Regions from separate parts of the Homo sapiens genome. Here region 1 is linked to region 2. A link is a loop called in an ENCODE intact Hi-C map of the cell type or tissue named here. Cell type or tissue: B cell. All regions are shown on one strand. Links, peaks and the distances in the headings refer to the core of each region. The heading gives the core; the rest is flanking DNA.

Region 1 (8,949 bases), core at 328-8,327, 1.8 Mb before region 2:
AAATTATAATACTGGAGCGAAAACATCTAAAATTGGAAGAAACCCTTTGTACTAGCCCTGGAATTTGACATTATTGGCTCCTTAGATCAAGATTAAGGTTCAGTTTTGAGGGAAGGTTAGTGATTGGGGTGTCACTACAAATCAGTTAGGTGCACAAATATGCTCTTATGATTTATATAATTTATCTGCAAGAACCCATTTCTTTTACAGTGTAAAAAGTGAAGATTTTAGTTTTATTGATTTATTTTTGTTTTCTGACGACTCAAGAACAAAAATAAATTGTTAGGATAGGCGCAATACATGAAAATGAGGGAGTATAGTGATATCAGAAAGTGGTTCTAAAGATTGATTGCAGGTCATTTTGGCCATCTATCAGGATATTTGTATGAACTAATACAAAGGAACCTAGATCTCCAGGCTCACTGTGATCATATTTTTTGTGACAGTTGTGATGGCAATATACTCTACTTAGCTAAGGTCCCAGCTGAGTACATAATTTATTTTCATCTTTTATTTAAGAACAAATGATCCATTAGCTTTCACATGTGGAAGGAAGTAGTCTGAAGTTTTTAGTGGTTAATGCTGACATTAACCAGTTAATACTGACAAACTGTATTAACTGAACATTGTATCTAATATACTGTAAACATCTAAATTTTTGTTAGGACCAAACTTTAGCCAGTATGTGTTTTCATTGTTTGGAAGATAATAGTAGTCCTAACCTGGAAGAATTTGAATGGAATTAATTTGTGATTTATAGGGATAGACTCCACAAATAATAAAAAGGAAGAGTATGGTCCTGGTGTTCAAGGAAAAGAACATTCTGCTCATTTGGATCCTTCAGCTCCTCCGATGCCCTTACCAGTTACATCACCACTGCTGCCATCCCCACCAGCCGCCGTCGGAGGAGCCAGCGCGACTGCCGTTCCCTCAGCTGCTTCGATGACTTCTACCAGGGCTGCTTCCGCATCTTCTGTTCACGTTCCTGTTTCTGCTCTTGGTGCAGGATCTGCAGCTACTGCTGCATCAGAAGAAATGGTTAGTACAGTTTATACAGGTCCCACCTTATGAAAAGGGCGGCCAGGCCCAGTGGCTCACACCTGTAATCCCAGCACTTTGGGAGGCCGAGGCAGGTGGATCACGAGGTCAGGAGATCGAGACCATCCTGGCTAACACGGTGAAACCCCGTCTCTACTAAAAATACGAAAAATTAGCCGGGTGTGGTGGCAGCCGCCTGTAGTCCCAGCTACTCAGGAGGCCAAGGCAGGAGAATGGCGTGAACCCTGTAGACAGAGCTTGCAGTGAGCCGAGATCGCGCCACTGCACTCCAGCCTGGGCAACAGAGCGAGACTCCATCTCAAAAAAAAAAAAAAAGCTTGTTTGTAAATTTAATATTTTGAACTCATAAAATATTTTCCTATGGAGAAAAAAAAAATCTGTGGTATTTAGGCAAAGTCACTGAAAATATTTAATACACAAAGTGACTAGAGCATTAAATTGTAATGAAAATACCTGAAAGTGCTGTCATAGTAGTGATAATTAAGACAAAGAACTTTTTTATATTTTTCAAAAATTATGTAGGAGCCGGGCGCGGTGGCTCACGCCTGTAATCCCAGCACTCTGGGAGGCCGAGGTGGGCGGATCACCTGAGGTCAGAAGTTCAAGACCAGCCTGGCCATGGTGAAACCCCGCCTCTACTAAAAATACAAAAAATTAGCCGAGCGTGGTGGTGTGTGCCTGTAATCCCATCTACTCGGGAGGCTGAGGCAGGAGAATTGCTTGAACCCCGGAGGCGAAGTTGCAGTGAGCCAAGATGATGCCATTGCACTCCAGCCTGGGCAACAAGAGTGAAACTCCGTCGCAAAAAAAAAAAAAAAAAAATTATGTAGGAAAAGTAGATTTAATTTGAGAAAGAGTGAAGGACAGACTATGTTTGAAGAACACTATTGGGTGTTTTCAAAGGTGTGGGAGGTTAATGTATATTTAATTTTATATTTTCTATTCAGCTAACACCTTTCCTTTTTCCTAAATGCAGATATATCACTAACACTGCTCTGTAGTAACTCCATCTTGATCGAGTTTTAATTTGTAATTTGTAATTGGAATGGAGAGGAATAGTTTTTCCTAGAATCAGTGAGCTGCTATTAGAGAAGTGCCAAGAGGATAGTGTTAAATGGGGATGGAAGGTTTGTGTGAGAACTTGCCTGAAATGAAATTGATCAAGCTGTTAATATGGTAAGAGGCCGGGCATATTGGCTCACACCTGTAATCCCAGTACTTTGAGAGGCTGAGGTGAAAGGTTTGCTTGAGGCCAGAAGTTTGAGACCAGGCTGGGCAATATAGCGAGACCTCATCTTTACAAAAAAGTAGAAAATTAGTCAGGCATGGTGCTGTGCACTTGTACTCCCAGCTACTCAGGAGGCTGAGGCAGGAGGATCGCTTGAGCCCAAGAGTTCAAGGTTACTATGAGTTATGACTGCACCACTGCACTCCAGCCTGGGCAACGAGCAAGACCCTGTCTCTAATTTTTTTTTTTTTTTTAACTAGAGTTTCAGATGAAGCACATCGTGGCTCTAACTCCTTAGCCTCCTGTTGTTAAACTTGTATTCTGCAAACCATGTTTCTCAAGTAAGGGTGGAGTACAGATGCAAGCCAAGCTTATCAGACTCACCTGTGCAGAGCTAGCAGTGATTAGTTAGTCAGTTTAAAAAAAGCCATGCGCGGCGGCTCATGCCTGTAATCCCAACACTTTGGGAGGCTGAGGAGGGTGGATCACGAGGTCAGGAGTTCAAGACCAGCCTGGCCAAGATGGTGAAATCCTGTCTCTACTAAAAATATAAAAAATTAGCCGGGCATGGTGGTGGGCACCTGTAATCCCAGCTACTTGGGAGGCTGAGGCATAGAATTGCTTGAACCAGGGAGGCAGAGGTTGCAGTGAGCTGAGATCACGCCACTGCACTTCAGCCTGGGCGACACAGCGAGACTGTCTCAAAAAAAAAAAAAAACAACACTGTTAACTTCTTTCCTGCTGTGGTGTGGATCTGGTATAAAGGCATGTATAGTTTTATAAAGCTCCTGAGATGATTCTGATTTGCTTGTCTTCCTCTTCTCCCCAACTCCTAACCACTTACATAAGAGGAAAGAAGAGGCAGAATAAGTTTTAGGTCTTAAAATTCCCTTGGCAGGCCATCAGAAGGTGCCATTGCTCTGGACGGCTGTCTGTAGCTAAAGGAGGTATTGAGACAGACAAGTGGTCACCTTTAGTATTCTAACAGGTTTGAATTTTTACCTTTCGAGAGCTACTAACTTTGGGAGAAAATACATTGAGATCAGTTATTTACCAATTATTGACACAAAGAGTTTGAAAAATATCTAGCACATGGCTAAGAGAAATTTATGTGGGGGAGCTGTGACTTAGAAATAAGACATTGGCCGAGCACAGTGGCTCACGCCTGTAATCCCAGCACTCTGGGAGGCCGAGGCAGGTGGATCACAAGGTCAGGAGATTGAGACCACGCTGGCCAATGTGGTGAAACCCTGTCTCTACAAAAATACAAAAAAATTAGCCGGGCGTGGTGGCATGCGCCTGTAATCCCAGCTACTCAGGAGGCCGAGGTGGAAGAATCACTTGAACCCGGGAGGCAGAGATTGCGGTGAGCCAAGATCATGCCATTGCACTGCAGCCTGGGTGACAGAGTGAGACTCTGTCTCAAAAAAAAAAAAAAAAGAAAGAAATAAAACACTAAAATTCAACTCTGACATATTTTCAGCTGTGTTTGTTTTCCATGATTACACATTTTGAAGTGTGATCCTGCACAGATGACCTCATTTAAACATTCACTCACTGTGTTTATGTTCTGGTTTCTCATTCATCTTGCATATGCAGTTAACACACGCGGAGCTAGATTTTTCAAAATTCTCTTCCTAAAATGTAACTTCATGGGTACATCTGCATTTATATGTAAACCTGAATATGTATGGGAAGAACTGAATGAATGAGTTTGCTTAGCACCCTTTTTATTGCTAACTTTTTGAATAATCTGGTCATCGGAGATAGTGTTGAAGTCTTTGAAACCTGAAAACCATAATATTCTGTAGACAGCCCTTCCCTGTCTGCCCTATCCCACTATATCCACTTCTTCAAAAACAGATACACACTCCATTTCAGTCACATAAGTAAGTGGCCTTTAGGGCCAGGGAGAAAAGAGAATCACAATTAAATCTATCTCTAAGTATAATCTTAGTTTTCTTCCTTCCTTATATAGTTGAAATACTCAGATTTACCTCAAATATGTGTTTTTGTTTTTAAAAGAAACTTGATAACAAAAGTAGGAATAAATCCAGTAGTTGGCTAACTTACTGTGAAACCATCATTGTTGGGAATAGGAAAAGAAGAGAGAGATTTGCAATCCTGGCTTGGTTATCTTTCTTGTCATTTTAATCACAGAGGCTTCCTATGAACATTCAAAAATTTTTTTCAGTTTTTCTTGGTATTTCCAGTAGCTAAAAGGAGATAGGTCCAGAAAGTACAGAGAATTAGCAAACAAATAACTGGAGAATGGAAGATTACCATGCTAATAAAATAATATCTTATTTTAAAATATTATTATTTTAAAAAATTATTTAAATTTAAATAAAATTATTTAAAAAATAATAATATTAAAATGATTTTCTTTAATGCAGACATCCTCAGTATGTTAAAGACAATATCAGAATTTCATGGTGGAAACCATTTTTCAAAAAAGGCTGGACAGTTATACAAGCAAGCATATTGCAGTTCATAAAGTTGAACAGTAGATGGCATTTTATTCTTTTTCTAACTTCAATTGGAATAATTGAGGGGAAATATTTTTCACTGAATTTTAAAGCTATTTGGTAAAGACCTTTAGTAAAGTTTCTCTTCTAATTTTCCTCTTCATTTGAATAGAAAGTGAAAGGGTATCATTAGGGAGTTGGTACTGCGTTCTCCATTTTATAAATGAAGAAATTGAGGCTTAGAGAGTATGCAACTTGCCTAAGGACACGATTAGTAACTGATTTGGAATTCAGACTTTGAAAATCTGATTTAGACCTCTTACTCTTAACCAATGATCTGTACTGTCTCTCTGTCAAATATTAAGCTACAAATACTGTTTTTAATGTCATTTCATTTTTTTTCTTACTCCTTTCAATTTTGTTGCTTATGTTGATGTGGCTTAAAATGCTAGAATTTTTATTTTTATAGCATTTTTTAAAGTCAGCTAAGCTGATAAATTTAATGAACTCCAACATGATTGGTACCAGTAAGTGGTCATTTAATTTGCAGAGAATGATACATACCTAATGCATTATTTTATCCTAAAACATAAATATGTATTAATTTGCTGGTTTTAAATGTGGAGCCAAACTGAATGTGGGGTCAAAGATTGTAATTGTCATCTTTTTAATATAAACCACACCCAATATATTTTCTATGATCTCCAATTTCAGTTTCTGTAAAGCATGAACCTAACAAAACTTTCCAAACAATCTGATTAGAGAATCCTTCTAGGTTTTTCTTTCCTCCCCCTGATTAGTAGCAACTTTTTTCTAATAATTTATCTTTATGAATTATTTCTAAATTGTCCTTATGCATTTTCAACTTTTTCATCAATTTATACAATTTTTAATACATTAAATAAACATTAACAAGTACAAGTGACAAACCATCTGAAAACAAGCAGCCGACAGTAAACATGCGAGCCATTTAAGACAACTTCTATTTAATTCAATGAGCGTATAGAGATTTCTTTTAGAAGTCTTTTAGAAGTCATTTTATTTACAGGAGTATATATTTTCAAATTATTGAAGGCATTCTAAAGCAATTCTGAGCTGGGTTGAATGAAGCTTATCATCTATGAGCATTTTTCCTGCTACTCTAATTTTCTTCAGTCCAGACTTCTCTAGTTTTTCATTCACACCTGAAGCTCCAGGTGAGAATCATGGCTACTGAGAGGACACCCCTCAAGCGTGATTGGGCAGGAGGAAAGTTACAAACTCAATTGTACTTATTTCCACATTTTGGCAAAGAATATTCCTGCCAGCAATTAGTTTTCTATTTTGAAATAGCATTTAAGCATCTTCAGGAGTTTGTAAAATCTTTTTTGTCCCTTATTGTAATAAGTAATAGGACAAAGTTTCCCTCAGGCCAGAAGCATGAATTTAGTCCACAAAAACATATTTGTAAATATTTTTAAATCTGAGATTTAGTTTTTCAATTTCATAAGATCCATAGAAGTTTATGGTTTAAAAAGCCAAATCATTTTTACAAGGACTATAGTGAGAAACAGTCTTCTAAATTCCTCTCCCTAACTCTGTTAGCTGTTTCTTCTGTTTCCATTTTTTCCTAAATAGTATGTTTATATCATTATTTCTACATTTATTAATTTCAAACATTATCTGTTAACTTATTACAGATAAGAGGACTTGGCCTCCTGATGCCACCTTATTCCTTCTCTCTCTCTTCACTTTCCTTATCCTCCCTGTATGTTATAGATATTCCCATTTCAGATTAAATCATTTATGATTACTAATATAGCTAAGCCATGAATGTGTACTATGACTACATTTCCTTTCTGGTATAATGTTTTGTTCTTAGAATTAATTGCTTCATTTTTATCTTCGGTTTTCTATCCAACTATAGTGAATTATTTCCAAACTCTCCAAGGATTACAAAACCCCACTGAATGCTGTTTTCCATAGGGTCTTCCAAAAACATCAATACTCTGTCATTTTAATTTTCCCAGAGACATCTCTCCTGAAGCCCACTCTCTTCCCATTTCAGTATACAGCTGTGACTGTGTGTAGCTAGATGCAGCTATATGGAGAATCACAGATGAACTATAATAATCGGGAAAAGATTGATACTTAATAAATGCCTTTGGAAAAACTGTTTAGAGAAAAAATGAATTTAGATTAATACTTCACACTGGAATTTCAAATGTTTTAATAAGCTAAGCCAAAATAAGTAAATGTTATAAGAATATAACTACCTCAGCTGTCCAAAGCTGGTTTTGGTTTCATCATGGAAGCAAGAGGAAATTAATGACAGGATTAACCACAACTTAAAAAAATGGATGTGCATTGAAAATTAAGACAAATACATGAAATGGGGAAATCGTTTACACTCTGAGATAAGTATCTATAATTATTAAATGAGTTTAGTACTCGTCAGGAACTATTAAATTTAAATATTAATATCCTTTCAATTCTTAGCAAATAAGATGAATAGTTGACAAAATGGAATACAAATATGAAACATTAATAAAGAACCACAACTTGAATAGTAGATTTCACCTCAGACTTAAACAGGCGGCTGTGTAATTGATTGACAGTGGAAAAATAGTCCACTTACGTGTTATTCCTGCTGTAAATATTTTTCTGGAGTATTATCCAGCGATAAGCAGCAAAAGCTATAAAAGCTGATAATACTTTTTGATATGATCGTTCCATTGTTTGCAATATATTTTTATTATACAGAAGTAACTCTCAAAAGAGGATTTTTCTTTTGCAAAATGTGCTAAATGTAATAGAAAAAGAAAGACAAAGTAGTATGTTGGTATAAAAACCATCTCATTAAGAACTATAGCAGGTCTCTGTATTACCTCGTAAAAAAAAGTATATTAATAAAATGAGAAGGAAAAAAGGCAGAACACAGAAGCATATGTGTAATGATAATATTAATTATGCTTAAGGATCAAAGAGTCCATAAAACAGATTAATGGTTTCCAGAGGTTAAGGATGGTTGGGGAAGGAACAGAGAGATGGATATGACTGTCAAGGGTGGCACGAGGGAGATCTTCGTGGTGATGAGTATTCTGTATCTTGATTGAGTGATAGTTAACAGGAACTTAGGTGATAAAATGACAGAGATCTATACACAGGCATTATCTCATGGTGAGCTTCCTGGTTTTGACTTTGTTATATTCTAATTATGTCAGATGTAACCATGGCAGGAAACTGGGTGAAGAGCACACAGTACTTTTCAATATGATCTCTGTGTCTTTCTATAAATCTATCATTTAAAAAAAAAAAGTTGGTTTTTTAAGTTTCTAAAATCTTATAAAATCGTTGGCATACTCAGGTTAAAGGGATATTTTGGGGTGTTCAGTTTTGTTTTGCTTTTCGTCTTGTGATTTTGTTTTTTCCATGTTAAAGTTGGTTGAACATACAGTTATTTTAAGTGCCTGTGTATTCTTCATAATTTATGGAATCAATAGATTTTGCTGTGGATTTTCTGCCACCTTGTTACTTCTTTTATTTTTTTTTCTTCTTAGTATGTGCCAAGAGTTGTAACCTCTGCACAACAGAAAGCAGGAAGAACTATTACAGCCCGGATCACAGGAAGATGTGATTTTGCTTCAAAAAATAGAATTAGCAGCAGTTTAGCTATAATGGGAGTTTCTCCTCCCATGAGCTCAGTTGTTGTGGAAAAACATCATCCAGTCACAGTGGTGAGTCCACATTTGATGACCTTTTGTCAAAAAGTCTTTTTCCTGAGAGTTCATAGACTAGTAAACACTTACATAACATGTTGAGAAGATAAAAATTTATGATGACTGGTACTTGTTCTGCCTTTTCCTGTTACAGTTTTTTTTTTTTTTTTAATATATATACTTGTTTTTCTCAAACCTGCTATAAATCTACGTTTCTGCTGTTGGGAAATTAATTTCAGAAACATCGTTTCTTCCAAACTGTAAAAATTATAAAATACTAAAAGTAATCCAGTGTGTTTGTGGTCAAAAGAGTAAAATATGTAAATGCTTTATTATCAGTTTAAAAAGAGACAAAAATTGTTCACTCACTAGCTGCTCATGTAGCAGATATTTGATTACAAGAAAACTCCCCTACATTTATAGTTTTTAATTTTTGGTCCTTTTTTAAAAAAAGTCTTCCCCTTTTTTCAGTACAATTGTCAGCATGTTTTTAGTT
Region 2 (8,949 bases), core at 343-8,342:
GGTGGCAGAATGGCTTCAGCCTGGGAGACAGAGGTTGCAGTGAGTTGAGATCGTGCCACTGCACTCCAGCCTGGGTAACAGAGCCAGACCCTGTCTCAAAAAAATAAATAAATAAAAAAATAAAAGCTCTTGTGGAAGGATATATAAATATGCATAGAAAAATAAATAAGATGAGCACTGTCATATACTCAAATGTAATCCAAGGCTTTAACAATTCAGATGTTGGTCCTAGAGCAAGAATAAAAGGTCATAAGAGAAAGAAGTCTTGATAGAGTCGAAGTCTAAATAACAAAACATCGAATGCAGCATGCCTTTATATTTTCTGCTGAAAACTTAGGCTTCATTTTATTTTCTTTTAAATTCAACAAGATATGAAGCATGAATGAATAATAAACCAGTGAGGGAAAAATGTTTTGTCTCAGTAGTAATCAAAGAAGTACAAATAAAATAATCAGATACCCTAATCCATCTTCAAATGGAAGAAAAAGAGAGAATGGTGGTTGATTTGATTATTTTGGCAAAGTCTATTGAAAACCTAAACAAAATAATTCTTCTCATTTACCCTAAGGAAATAGTCAGATGTATTCAAAGAGATGAGTACACAAGGATGTCCTCTACAGTGTTGTTAATAATACAAAAGTGTAAACAATAAGGGATTGAATAAACCCCACAGAGTTGAATTTAATATATAATCATTAAAAAGTATGCAATAGAATAATAGTTGATGACAGAGAAAGTTACATGTTACAGAAGAGTGCACAGAGAACAATTCTAAAATCTGGAGCCTTATACACCAACATGATAATTTTAATTCTCTTTGTAGAATCAGAAATCATTTTCTTTCATTTACTTGTATTCTCAAATTTTTCTACAAATTTTTCAACAATCCAAACATTGCATGTATATCCTTTCGAGATACATTTTAATGAGTAAATTAAGCCATCGGACACACTGAGCCTCTTTCTTTGCATGGTCTAAGGTAGTGGTCTCCAACCTTTTTGACATCAGGGACCTGTTTTGTGGAAGACAGTTTTTTTTTTTTTTTTAATGGATGGGCTGGGATGTGGTGAGAATGGTTTCAGGATGAAAGCGTACCACCTCAGATCATCAAGCATTAGATTCTCATAAGGAGGGGGCAACCTAGATCCCTAGATTGCATGCACAGTTCACAATAGGGTTCACGCTCCTATAAGAATCTAATGCTGCCACTGATCTCACAGGAGGCGGAGTTCAGGTGGTACTGCTCGCTTGCCCCCAGCTCACCTCCTGCTGTGCAGCCCAGACAGGTAACACTCTGCACCCTGGGGTTTGGGGACCCCAGCCTAAGGGATCATCCAACCATTTAATCCTAAATGCAAGCATGATTTCTTTTTTATGTCTGCTCTTCCTTGAAAGGCAGTAAGCTATTTGAGAGCAGGCTGTGTGGCTAATTTGCCTTTGTGTGCTCAGCCCTCAGCACAGTCAGCACAGAGACAGGCACTGTGTGTTCATCCCCTCAACATTAATAAATTAATAAATGTTGAGTGGATGAACAAACAAAAGAGTAAAGCAACATATGGATTACTTAACTGCTCTAAAGGCTGATGGCCACATGGAGAAGTCAAAGAATTTTAGGTGTGAATTTAGGTTTTCATCAGAAAATGTGAAGTCATGCTACACTCACCTAAGAGTTTCATTGTAAATGTCAAGCCAGATCATATTCATCAATATTTTTTAAAGATATGAACTGTTTTATGATTTCAGAGAAGAATGGTATAAAATGTAGTCATGGTGTTGCCTCTGATTACAAAACCATGTGAGTCCAACACATCACACTTAGAAGGTTGTCATTCTTTTAAGATCATTCCCTACCTCTCACTTGTTCTCATTTTTAAAGTCTGGGAATCATCAAAGAGAATTGCATTAAGAGAACCATTCACAAGGTCAAAGATTAGAGGAGGATAGTTACCTGAAGGCTGTATAAGAGACGGGTTAAATTCTGTATGGCTTGTATAATCTGAAAAACAAAATTGTAAGTGTCAAATTCTTGAAAAAGCTTTCATTATCCACAAATAAAGGCTGGTGATACATTTAAGGTATGTGCAGCAGCTCACCTCTGATTGTGAAGAACCTGGAAAATTTCTACATTCCACCTAAAATACATAAAAAACAAGAAAATGAATAACCATTCTACTTCTGAAAAGCTGCCCTGCAGTGTCCCAAAATGTATGACCTTGGGTAAATCACTTTGCTATCTCTAAACTTGATTACCTTATCTATACTGACTCAGTTTCCTCCCAGAAATAAAAGCCTATAGAATCAAACAAACACTTGACAACAAGAGCGTCCTTCACGCAAAGTCGATGTTTGAGATGGATGGCAATTTTCACCCAATCACCCCTTAAAACAACAAGGGATGACAGTAAGGACACCCTGAAAACTCAAGTAACAACATTTACCTTGTGCAAACCACAATGTGAATTGAGTTCTCTGTGCCCAGACTGAAGTTGTCTTTTGGGTCAGGCTGACCTCTTATATTCTAGAGGACAGATTGAAAGTTAAAGAAAGAATATCATGTCTGGCCTTAACTCCTTTTCTCAATGTTTGAGATTCACGATATCAACATATACAGCAGTTGGGAAAAGAAACCAGACTCAGACGGTGGCCATAGTGGCGCGCGTAGCTGGGCTGCTCTAGATCCCACCACAGTCAGAGATCACCAGACCAGTGACTGCCATAGTAGAAGTACTAGCAGCAGAGGCCACGAACCAGCCACAGGAGACCGTCTGTTCTTTAGGGAGAGGGTCTATGCCTTGTTCTTTGTCTCTTCCACAGCACACATTAAGGGCACACGTGGATAGTGATGGTTTGCAGCCTCCATAATTGAACACTTGTTTATTCATTTATTGTCGGCCTTCTCTCCCTAGGATGCAAACCAGTGAGTAGCGAGACTTTGTCCATGTGCTCCATATTATAAGAATGATGCTTGACATAGCACGGACACTCAACAAGTGAATGACTCCCAGTTGAACTCGATGGCACGCCATTCAATAAATAAATATCGATCACCCACTGTAAACTTCACACCTTACGCTATGGGAGACCATCAGATGCCCTGTCCTCAAGGGCCTACTGTCTCATCTAATTTTAAGCCATAAAAAGCAGCCAGCCATGGTCATGTCCTCGGGTAATTTTGAACTTGTTAAATTCAATTAGTTTAGGCTGATGATGCCAGGATGAGCTAGCCAGACCTCCGCTTCCCTTGGACTGCCAATTAAAGATTTCACTCGTAAGCAGCCCCTCTGATAGAGAAAAGACAGAGGCTGAAAATGGAGATGAAGCTTAAAGACATTAGATCTGTGCCAAACCCTATGGGAGAGAACAGGCTCTAAGAACCCCCGCCCTAGAGGGATGGTTGGCGTTCTCGCTGCTCTTCTGGCTCTGTCGTGGCCCATCCACACTCCACTGCTTCTGTAGTAAGACCATATGGCACAGAGTTTTTATAGTCTATAAAAATTAGAACCATAGAAATGAGTTGGACTGTGCTACCCGCGGTTACTTATGCCCAAAAGCCACTAGGTTTGACACAAGACAGGAAATTTCGCGTTTTTAATGGAGTTGTTCTGCCACCTTGTGGTAAATGTTTAAAACTGCAGTTGGCGATTTATCCATTATTTCTGCATTTGAGTCAGATTTCATTTTTTAATATTCTTTCAGAAATTTGTTCTAACCTTACCTTGTAGAGGAAGCTAATGACAAAATATCCATTATACACCTTTTAAAAGTTTGATTTCAAGTGATCCTGCCCTTTACCTGGGTTTATTAATGTATTAATCTTTCAAAATGCCTTATTAAGCAAAAAATTTTGCAGATAGCTTAATCCAAAGAAGAACCCAGACACTTAACCTCAATTATCTACCTGTAGCTGAATTGGAGTGGAAGAGGGAGACTTTAGGGGTAGGAGCCACCCAACTTTGCGTTCAAGATTAAATTATTACTGTCCAATTCACTCTCTCTTTTCTATTAACACAGTTGGACACCACAAACTTCACACTTAAAAGTGATGAAAAGCAGGAACATTTTAAGAAGCAATACATTAGAAAGCTTACAATCAGAAGGAGTAAAATATTACATTCCTATGCTCATTTTGGCCTCTGAAGTTTAAAAAAGAACACTCAGTCACAGCTGTCTTTTCTCTGGATTTTAAAAGTCCTTGACTTGATTTCTCAGTCTTATGTAATATACACAAAAAGTATATAATATGTAAAATATGTTGTATATGTGAGAAGATCTGACATTTGCCATTTTTTCACATTGACACATATTGGCACCTATTAATGTACCTAATTCAATTTTAGATAAAGCTAAACTCTGGAGCCCTGACAAGCAGGAAGAGGCCAACTAGCCACCTCCCAGAATCATATTTTATTCCTTCCCTATTTCTGACATCTCACTTTCAGTAGACATTAATAGGAAGTTTTATGTATTTAATTCTTAAAGAGAGAGTTAATATCTATGTCTATAGCAGTAAGTCAAAAAAGAGGATTCCCTTTGGGAATCGCTGTGCCCCAAGCAAAAACTGGTCAGATTAATTAAAAATTAACCACAAAAAAAGTAGGTGAAATGTGGGTGGTGACAGGAAATCAACTCTGCAAGGAGAGGAGGGTCAAGGAAGGTGAAAGAAGCAAGAATATTCCAAAGTAAAAGGTGTTTCAATTACTTTGGCGCCATCTGGTTGCAAAAGGGCCCCCGGGTGCCAGAGCTGCCAGACATAGTGGGTGAGAAGCAAAGGTTTGCAGGGCAGAAAGACCAGAAGTCAGAGAGCACAGACACACATATACACAGGAGAGTTTTTAATCTTTTTAATAACTTTTCAATCGTTGCTTTGTTTACACCTACATGACACAGGCAGTGCAAGCACATTTGAAGAAGAAATAAGTTAGAAAGTTTAAATATGAATATTTAAATCAATTGAGAACAATTCAGAAAAGCACCTTTGCCCCACTGACTGCCGTGACAGACCAGAACCTGAGGCTATTTTATTATACACAGTAACCGCTGCCGTTTACTAACAAATCAGTTCACAATACCTTCTCCCCTGCATCAGAGACGGCCAAGTCGGTTACCACACCCTGGATCCCGGGATCCACATCCGAACAGCCTCTTCCTTCTCTCCCTCCTGTGACTAATGCTGGAAGCACGCCATCGAGACAGAAACAAAAAGGACAGCGTCAAACATCGGCCAGCCCACCGGGTTCTTCTGTACACGGCCAACACATATTTCAAAATAGGAAACACCACAAAATAATACATATTGAGTATTCTTAGATGAGGTGCTTGGATGAGCGCAGAGCAATGCATGTGGTCCCTGCCCACATGGGGCTTACACGCTAACAGACAGCAACTGACGAACCGCACAAAGTATCACCATCTTTGTACTTTTCTTTCTTGCACTGAAGTGTTCGTGTGTCGTTTGTGTTACAGAGGGTAGAATCTACATCTCACTCTCACTTAATAGGAAAATGCCTCCTGGGAAGGGTGAAATTTAAAACAGGTGCTGTAGAACAAAAGCAAGGTCTCTTGGCAGACTTAAGTCTGTAAAAAGTCTCTCTTGTGGCCAGTGCAAGAGCAGCAGACGATAAACAAGGTTTAGGAGGAAGGAGGAGTCCGAAGCAGGAGGGAGACATCTTTCTAGGAAGGCGGAGATGGCTAATACTTCACGGTCTCATAGTCATACAAACCAAGAACCTGTCCCTATCTCTGAATAACTTATTTTTTAACAATTTCTAAATGTGTTGTTTTTCTCACATTTCTTGTTATGCTTTAGATTTACAAATACTATGTATTTAAACTATGAAAACATAGAAACTAGTCCCGAAATATTTTTAAGTACCAAATACAGATTTCACTTCATCCATTAAATCTCTGTTGGCAGGATTTTATTTCTTTACCCATGTGAACTCAGTTAAAACTTAAACTGTGCCCACCTTGCACTGATTAAAACTAGAATTTTCAAAGCCCAAAACAGTGTTTTATTAGAACCATGTCCAATCCAGACCCTGACAAAATCGATATTCACTTTATGACACTGTTTGTTTGTATAATTTTTATTGTGTCTTTTTAAAACTTTATTTCCAATATAGGAAATGCTTTTTTCTTTAATAAAAATACTTATGTCTTTGGAAAATGAGAGTCCTCTAGGATTTCAAAGACCTCTTCTAATACAAAGAAGTTTTTGTCTAAACGGAAACGGCTTCAGATGAGATCAGCTAAAAACAAGTCCATTTTGTTCAAGCTGATCAGCACTTATTCACTTACAATGAGGGACATTTTATAGGTTTCTCTGTCATTTGAAAAATGGTTCTACTATTGGGTGCTATTCCTAACTCTTAAAGAGTGGCCAAAGGCATCACTAAAGAATTCACCACTCTGTTTCTCACTCCCTCATAGAAATTAGGAAAATCAAATGGGAAAGAAGCTGATGACAAGGCAGAAGAATAAAACACAGATCAGGTCCCTGTCCCTGTATCCAATTTCAGGGTGGGCCAGAGGGTCTCCAGTGAACAGAACTTTCCTAGAAGTAGAAGATACTCATCATGTATACTGAAGACTGAAAATAGAGCTGTCTGCTTGGCTTATAACCTCAGGCTGACATAAGCCTGATGAAGAAGAGCCCAGTTCTCCAAGTCATTTGCAGAACCGACCCATTCAGTCACAGTTGTAGACCTTCATTTAGAACTAGCCTTGTGCCTTGAACAACTTTATAAAGAGAATCAAACTCTCATAGCACCATGTTCCAGTCTGACCCAGAACTGAAGAGGCCTTGGGGTACAGGACCCCACCAGCCAGCTTCGGTACTTCCTCTACCTGAATCCCGACATCAGACCCCTCTAAAGAGCCTCTCAATGGTTCTGGCAAATGCCACGGGTGTCCCTTTGAAACTCTCCCCAGTCATGAGAGATGTGGATACAGACAAGGAGACCTTCACTGCCTGGCCTGAAGGGAGGGAAGGCACGACCGCGGGCTCGGGCAGCTGCAGAGGGGAGCCTCTCCAGCTGTCCCTGGGGCGAGGCTGAGAGCAGCAGATCCCTCAGCAGATCCCTGCACGTATTTTTAGACAGAGACTCCTCAATGGCATAATGAGGTTCTTCTTTTAAAAGGAAATCACCCAGGGCAGTACAACTCCCCTGATGAATCTGGGCTGTGTCAAAATGAAAAACATACGTGCGCATTCTGAAACTAGAAACTCAGGATTAGATAAAGCAGAACTTGAGAGAGGAAGATAATTAGTGGTGCTGATGTTTAAAAAAGAAAAAAAAAAGAAGTATAGAATTAAAAAGCTATACTGCATCTATATATCTTAATTAATCAAGGGATGTTGTTAAAGAAGTTCTGAGTTCAATTTAATCTTCCAATCTTGAGTTCAATTTAATCTTCTGATCTCTAACTACTGAAGACATTTTATCCATTTTATCTTACGCACATAAGACCTTGTGGAAGTAAGGTTGTTACCACCTGCACAGGATGAAAAGTATACTCTTTATGCTCTTATCTTAGAAACCTTTATGGAACTAAGTAGCCTACAACTATACATATAACAGGATAGCTAGGTTCGGGGAAATTACCTAAACCAAATCTCTACATTCTATTTTTTTTTATATTTAAAATGTTTTGAAACAATGTTTTCATAAATGAATTCTGACATGAACTAAAGTGTAGGATGGCACAGATCAAGAATTTTCTGGCACTTCTGCTTTAACCATACCACCAAACTTCGTGTGTGTGAGAGAGAGAGAAAGAGAGAGGGAGAGAGAAAGGAGGGAGACGGAGGGAGCCGTGTGTATATTTCTGGTTTTCTGAGTTGTTTTCTCAGTTGATGCACATGAGATTAGGTTTAAGGGCTTGTTCTGTAATTGACCGCAGGGACTCCTTTTTTAAAAAACCTGAAAAGTTAAAAAGTTCTTTCAAAACTGTAATGAATAAATCATATCAAAAATGAGGCAGGGTAGGGGTTGGGGAAGGTCCGATATTTGGCCGGCAAACAGAGCAGTATAACCCACCAACTACTCTTTAGATCCTCATACTTGAAACCCCAGTGTCATTATTATATGCCTATGATATTCATTTAGGCTAGCATATTTATTCTCAGTTTTTTTCTAATTTAAAAAAATATATCAAGTCCCCTTCAACCAGAGACAGTCATTGCCTTTACTTTACGTGACCACTGTAAGCTCCAGGGACTGTGCTCAGGCTCATTGCCAAGGCCTGCATTTTCACTTACAGGCAGTCGGTGATCCTGGTACATCATGAGAACTGAGTGTGTCCGCCAAGACAGAGTCTCCACAACTGTCCTCACATGATTGACTCACGGCGCCCATCTGTGAGGCCTTCACTGCAACTTGTAGGCTCTCAGCTAAGATGGAGAAAAACAAAAATAAATCTAAAAAACAAAGATAGGTATATATTTAATCTAGACCAGGAATTGGCAAATCGCATTTGGCCTGTCCCTGTTTTTATAGGACCCAGGGGCTAAAAATGATTTTTACATTTTTAAAGGTTGTCAAAACATGGGCATGTGCCTACGCACGCGCGCACACCACACACACACACCCCAGAGACTGTGTGATTTACAAAACCCAAAATACTTAGTATCTGGCCCTTTATAGGAAAAGTTTGCAGATCTTCAATCTAGACCAATACTTTTAGCATCATTTTACGACAGAGAATTAACTCAATAGAAAACTATAAACCATTATATTAAAATATCTCAAATGCAACTTTCAGTAAACTGGTATGCCTAAAAACTTCCTGTCATTCAGTTAGTATAAATATACCAGGCATTAAAATTTTAAAACCTGTTGCCCAGAAATATTAGCTATTCCTCAAAAGAGTATTTCCCTACACTTATCTTTAGAAATACAGATTCCCAGTCTTTGGCTCCAGACTTACTGGATTTGATTCTCTGGAGGA

Evidence for each region. Peaks named below come from ENCODE experiments on the same cell type or tissue, not always from the same donor. Only the 100,000 strongest peaks of a DNase experiment are listed, where the experiment ranks them.
Region 1: it touches region 2 in a loop (23-fold over the local background); 5 of 110 quality-filtered maps call a loop at or near these places.

Annotation. Positions count from the first base shown.
Region 1 is chr5:75,677,296-75,686,244 of GRCh38, reverse strand. POC5 (POC5 centriolar protein) reads left to right here. Exons shown (of 12, transcript NM_001099271.2): 10 at 761-1,038; 11 at 8,295-8,471. Among named protein-coding and RNA genes, the nearest start is that of POC5, 36 kb to the left of the region's middle. In B cell, for the core only: CTCF peaks have their summits at 4,602 and 4,801 (motif pointing right); a DNase peak (open chromatin) is centred at 4,804; H3K27ac peaks cover 597 bases.
Region 2 is chr5:73,897,405-73,906,353 of GRCh38, reverse strand. It overlaps ARHGEF28 (Rho guanine nucleotide exchange factor 28), which reads right to left. Exons shown (of 36, transcript NM_001177693.2): 30 at 8,261-8,392; 31 at 5,070-5,170; 32 at 2,094-2,132; 33 at 1,949-1,996. Among named protein-coding and RNA genes, the nearest start is that of LINC02122, 200 kb to the left of the region's middle. In B cell, for the core only: CTCF peaks have their summits at 3,420 and 3,621 (motif pointing left); a DNase peak (open chromatin) is centred at 3,593; H3K27me3 peaks cover 509 bases.